Linked DNA regions of Homo sapiens: region 1 is linked to region 2. A link is a contact called in ENCODE Hi-C or POLR2A ChIA-PET data. All regions are on one chromosome and are shown on one strand. Each heading gives the region's core, a stretch centred on a gene start or an enhancer-like site at or near the end of the contact. The rest is flanking DNA. Distances are from core to core; before and after follow the strand shown. Region 1 holds the start of SUPT5H (SPT5 homolog, DSIF elongation factor subunit). Region 2 has its middle 11 kb from the start of MIR6719.

Region 1 (2,933 bases), core at 377-2,876, 370 kb after region 2:
TCTGATCCAACCAAAGTGGACCCCCTTTTTTTAGGGGGTGGTGGGGAGACAAAGTCTCACTCTGTCACCCAGGCTGCAGTGCAGTGGCACCATCACAGCTCACTAGACCTTCACCTTCTGGCTCAAGCAATCTTCCCACCTCAGCCTCCCAAGTAGCTGGGACTACAGAAGCGTGCCACCAAGCTCAGCTAATATTTTTATAAGACGGAGTCTTGCTCGTCGCCCAGGCTGCAGTGCAGTGGCGCGATCTCAGCTCACCACAGTCTCCACCTCCCTGGTTCAAGCGATTCTCAGCTTCAGCCTCCCGAGTAGCTGGGATTACAGGTGGGCGCCACCATGCCAAGCTAATTTTTTTGTATTTTTAGTAGAAATGGTGTTTCACCATGTTGACCAGGCTGGTCTTGAACTCCTGACCTCAGGTGATCCACTGTCTTGGCCTCCCACAGTGCTGAGATTACAGGTGTGAGCCACCAAGCCCGGCCTCAGCCAATGGTTTTTATATTTTTGTAGAGACAGGGTCCCGTTGTGTTACCGAGATTGCTCTCAAACTTCTGGGCTCAAGTGATCCTCCCAGCTTGGCCTCTCAAATCCTCGTTAATCCCTGAACACGGCGGACACACTCCCATCTCTGCACCTGCTGGTCCCCCTCACTGGAACACTACACTTCCAGCTAACCACGACTCACTCCCTCACCTCCAACAAGTTTTTGCTCAAATGTCACCCCTCAGACTCATGCTGATGACCCTATTTCAAGAGCAACCAGGACTCTCCATTCCCCTTTTCTGTTCTTTTCTCCAGAGTACCTTCCAGCTTACTATATAGTTTATTCCTTGGCTATATTTATTTACATTCCCGAAGGCAGACATTTTTAAAATCTTTTTGTTTACTGGTGTACCCTAAGAGCAAAGAATTGCGCCTGGTACATAGTAGGCACTACAAATATAGTTATGGAATGACTAGACATAACTAAAAAAAAAAACTAATGCTAAGTGCTTACTATATGCACACAGAGTAAACTTTCAAAACATCACCTGTTATCTCACTGGACCTGACCCATTTCTGGCCTCCAGAACCTGTCCCTTTGCTTGACTTCGACTTGCCTAATTCTCTATCTCTTGAGACAATCTGGGAGTTCCCAGAAGCCAGAGCCCGCTGTGAACCCCTCGAGCCTCCCACAGGGGCCTTTCTGCCCGGAGTCCTGTCCCCAGACGCAATGTCTCCCCCAGCGCCCCAGCCACAGACCTCGGCCTCCTCGCCGTCACTGCTGCGCTCGCTGTCCTCCTCCTCGGAAAAGTTGCTGTCCTCGCTGTCCGACATCTTCCGCTGCTGCTGGGAAAGACAGCAGCCTTGGCGCGTCCCACAATCCTGCGCTCCACCCCGAGCCTCAGTTTCCCCGCTGGTTCCCTGGGAGAAGAAAACCCCTTAGGGCGCTTCCGGCAGGCTCGTTTTGGCAATCGCGAAGCGGAGTGAGGACCCCCTCCTACGCCACATGCTAGACCTCCCCAGTTTCCGAATCTGTTCTCTACACCTCCCCGGCGCCCGGAACTGCCACCTCTGCACACGCACTTACCTCTCGGGCTCCACCTCCGCCTTCGGTACCAGCTGCTGTTCGCACGACGCCTGACTGGGGCTGACGGGTCCTCTCGCGAGAACCTACCCGTTGACCTCGCCTAACACGAGATTTCCGGGGCTGGCACGGGCGACGCACTTCCAGGTCGCCATCTTGAGAGAGGCAGGGCTGGCCTGGGCGGAGTGCGGGGCCGACATCTGCGGAGGGTTAGGAGGGGAAAGGTTTTTTCTACCCGCCGGCTCGGCGACCAGGCTGAAACTCATGTTTGAATTTAGTGAGCCGTTTGTTCGTTAGTCCGGAACACTAGCGCGGTAGGCCAAGCTGCGAGGAGGCGGCGAAATCAGCGAATAGCAAATTATAAAAGAAACAAGGCTTTATCTCCTAGGCCCTCTAAAGCATCCCCAGGAGATCCGTATCCCCGTTTTGGAGAGAACGCTGAAGCTCAGAAAAACTCAGTGGAAAGCGGCAGACCCAAGCCTCCTCGCCAAGTCTGAGTGACCGTGAAGCCCTGGTTTTTCCTTCTTTTTCTTTCTTTTTGTACTTTTTTTTTTTTTTTGGTAGAGTCGGGCTGTTGCCCGGCCTGGTCTCAAACTCCTCTAACTCAAACTAAAAAGCCATCCTCCGGCCTCGTCCTGCCAAAGTGCTGAGATCACAGGCATAACCTGCCGCGCCCGGCCCAAGTCCCTATTTTTCTTTCCAGGCTTCCTAAGTTCATTTAAAGGCGAATTTATCTATTAGTAATGACGGCTGACGAGTGATGGCAGAGTGGACAGGTGTAATGGAGAGATGAAAAATGAACCTTCGCCTGTAATCCCAGCGCTTTGGGAGGCTGAGGCGGGAGGATCACCTGAGGCCAGGTATTTGAGACTAGCATGGGCAACAAATTGAGACCCCATGTATCCAATTTTTGTGTTTTTTTTAATGTGGTGTGGTGGCGTGTGCCTGTGGTCCCTGCTACTCCAAAGGCTAAGGTGGGAGGATCACTTGAACCCATGTTGAGGCTTCAGTGAGCTATGATTGCACCACTGCACTCCAGACTGGGTAATAGAGACCCTGTCTCTAAAAAAAAAAAAAAAAAAAAATTAAAACTTAAATTTTTAAAAATTGAAAAATTAACCTGATAGGGGAAATTTTAAAAATCAGAAGTCTATGTCAGTCGCGGTGGCTCATGCCTGTAATCCCAACACATTGGGAGGCCGGGGCGGGCAGATTGCCTGAGGTCAGGAGTTCGAAACCAGTCTGGCCAACATGGTGAAACCCCGTCTCTACTAAAAATACAAAAAAATTAGCCGGGCGTGGTGGCATGTGCCTGTGATTCTAGCTACTCGGGAGGCTGAGGCAGGAGAATGGCGTGAACCCAGGA
Region 2 (2,874 bases), core at 208-2,707:
TGGGCAAGATGAATGCTAATATTAGTGAACAGAGCTGTAGAAGTTGAGGGTTGGAAGACTAGAGAGTGGGAAGAGGTGCTATTTTAGATAGAGGGGTTAAAGAAGACCTCTTTGAGAAAAACGTTAATGGACCTCACAGAAAGGGAGGACACCAGCTGGCTGTATGTATATTCTGGGAAGAAGGACATTCCAGGTAGAAAAAACCAGCAAATTCAAAGGCCCCGAGGCATGCTTGGTGTGCTGGAGGAGCAGAAAGGAGTGAACTGGACCTGACTGGACACAGTGGGAGGGAAGGAGACCAAGGCAAGGTCAGGTGGGACCGGGAGGCCATGGGAAGGACTTGAATTTGAAGCTGATGAGATGTGTGGCAGGGAGAGCATGGTGAGCTGAGGCGATGTGATCTACCACGGTAAGAGGGTTCCTCTGGCTCCCATGTGGCTACTAGGGTGGAAGCAGGATGCCAGTGAGGAGGCCACTGTGCAGTCCAGCTGAGATGATAGTGGCTTGGCCAGGGTGCTAACGGGGCGGTGGGGAGATGTGGTCAGATTTTGCATATAATTTGAAGGGAGAATCAGGTATGTAGGGTAAGAAAGAAGAGTCAAGGACCACACTATGGCGTTTAGTCTGCACAGAGGAAGGAGGGAGTGCCATTAACTGTATGGACAAGACTGAGAGAGAGTGTGGGCGTGTTTAGCCTCTGACTGGACCCACTGGCCAAACAGGAGCTTATACAAGACTGGCATTGAAGGGTGAGATCTGGGCTGGGAGTAGTTGGCATATTTATGGTATTAAAGCCCAGGATGGGATCACTAAGGGAGGGTGTATAGATGGAAGTGTGGGCTGAGAATGAGAGCAGGGAGGCCCGTGAGGAGGTTGCTGCAATAATCTAGGTGAGATGACAGTGGCCTGTACCAGGGCAGGGGCAGAATGAGTAGTCATTGGAGTCTGGGTGCATTTTGAAGGCAGAACTCACTGTGATTGGTTGTGGGTAGTGATGGAAAGAACCTGACAAGGGCTTCATGAGAACAGAATAGAAGCAGAAGTGAGACAGTGGTGTGACATTCCTCCTTTCCACTGGGCCCTGTGGTCTCTGCTTCTCTTTGCATTGGCTGCTTCCTGTTCTCAGGCAGCTGGGTTGGTCCTGGGTGGACTCTTGCCCCCACTCTATGTGATCTTCCAGCTCAGTTACCCGCAGCCCCTCAGTCTTCATTCCGAATTTCCCAGATAGGAATGGGATTTCCAGGGTCGGGTATCCAACCCTGCTCAACTCACTGGAGCTGGAGGGTTCCTATAGTGATGACTGTCTGCTCAGAAGGGCTGTGGACTGGGCAGGCCCCCCAAACATTCACAGTCACCATGTGTTTCTGACACTTGGTGTACAGGGCGGACATGTGGGTGGGCAGGTGTGGCAGGGGTTGGAGATGATTTGACCCTCTTTTGGCTGATGGGTGAGACAGACCATTTATATTGCCTCAGATGTGTCCTGGATTGAGCAAACAGGAAAGGGGATACCAGGAAGGTGGATCTGGCAGGCCTTGGGCTGTGAAGCGTTAAGGGTCAGTTGGGAGGATTCAGGCGCAGCTTCTGCCTGTTCATGGGTATTCCCAGAGGAGTCAGGGAGACACGCATTACTCTCAACTCAAGAGAGACACAGCAATGGCTGAGACACAGCAATGGCTGAGACAGCCTCCACCTTGCCCTCGCAAAGCTCACAGTCCAGTGGGGAAGACAACCCCAACGGCAGACAGTGACCAGGGCTGGGATGGGGAGGCAGAGGGGTTGGGGCCAGGATAGGGGAGCCACAGGGGGACTGTGGGAGCCAGAGGCAGCTCCTGACCCAGTCTGTGGTGTCAGGTGGGACTTCCTGGCGTGGGGAGCATGTAAGATGAGATCTGAAGGATGAGTCAAACAAAGCGTGCTTTGGAACTCCGCGGGGGACCACCTCGAGCCATATTGCAGAGGAGACTTAAAGTTTTGTGAACGTTTTAAAATTTAATAATTTTAGATTTACAGACAAGTTGCAAAGATGATACAGGGACTTCCCTATACCTACACCCAACTTCCACCTAGTGTTAGCATCTTACATAATTATTGTATATTTGTCAAAACTGAGAAATTAACATGGATTAATATTCTGTTAAACTCCAGACTTGAATCCTATTTCTCCTGTTTTTCCATTAATGTCCTTTTTCTGTTCCAGGATCCAATCCAGGATACCATGTTGCATTTGTTGGTCATTTCTCGTTGGCCTCCTCCAATCTGTGACAATTTCTCAGTCCTTCCTTGTTTTTCATGACCTTGACAGTTCTGAGGAGTACTGGTGAGATGTTTTTGTAGAATGGCCCTCAGTCTGAGGTTGTCTGACATTTTGCTCGTGGTTAGACTGGGATTTTAGGCTTTGGGAAGAATGCTCACTGAGGTGAGGTTAACCTGATCACTTCATGAAAGTGGTGTCTGCAGATTTCCCAACGATAATACCACTATTTTCCCTTTACTCATTTGTTAGAAGCAAGTCACTAAATCCAGCCCACACTCAGAGGAGAGCTAAGCCTGATTCCTGGAGGGAAATAGGGAGATACTTGGAGGCTGCACAAATATCCCATTTCTCCTTCAAGTTTACCCACACATTTTAGCATTCATCAGTGGACCCGGTCTGTAGCAGTTATTACCGTGATATTATAATGATGACTTTCTGTTTCCCTCATTTCTTTACATTTACTATTTAGAATTCCATATGGAAGATTTGTCCCTTCTATCATACTTCACTTATTTTATTTATACAATCATTAGTTTATTTCCGTGTGGACTCATGAATATTTATTAGTTGGGCATACCCCAACATTATTGTAATCAATTTTTTTTTTGCTCAAGTTG

The links. Hi-C counts contacts between places; a loop is a spot of excess contacts on that map. ChIA-PET counts read pairs that join two places held with the same protein, here RNA polymerase II (POLR2A). Pooled maps may share reads with other maps.
Region 1: a loop to region 2 is called in a pooled map, with 2.9 times the contacts of the local background. The contact joins the promoter of SUPT5H here to the enhancer-like site in region 2. A Hi-C loop is called at or near these places in 12 of 50 pooled maps. POLR2A ChIA-PET finds 5 or more read pairs at or near these places in 5 of 52 experiments (GM10248, PC-9, Panc1 and 2 more).

The regions. Positions count from the first base shown.
Region 1 is chr19:39,444,275-39,447,207 of GRCh38, reverse strand. It overlaps SUPT5H (SPT5 homolog, DSIF elongation factor subunit), which reads right to left and starts at 1,626. Exons shown (of 30, transcript NM_001111020.3): 1 at 1,571-1,626; 2 at 1,243-1,404. The coding sequence starts at 1,317. RefSeq lists enhancers at 1,197-1,416, 789-1,585, 1,557-1,826, 1,586-2,383.
Region 2 is chr19:39,817,039-39,819,912 of GRCh38, reverse strand. No RefSeq gene overlaps it. Among named protein-coding and RNA genes, the nearest start is that of MIR6719, 11 kb to the left of the region's middle. Within about 2 kb of position 1,457, at least 3 of the 41 ENCODE cell types and tissues checked have a DNase peak (open chromatin) inside an H3K27ac peak, as active enhancers do.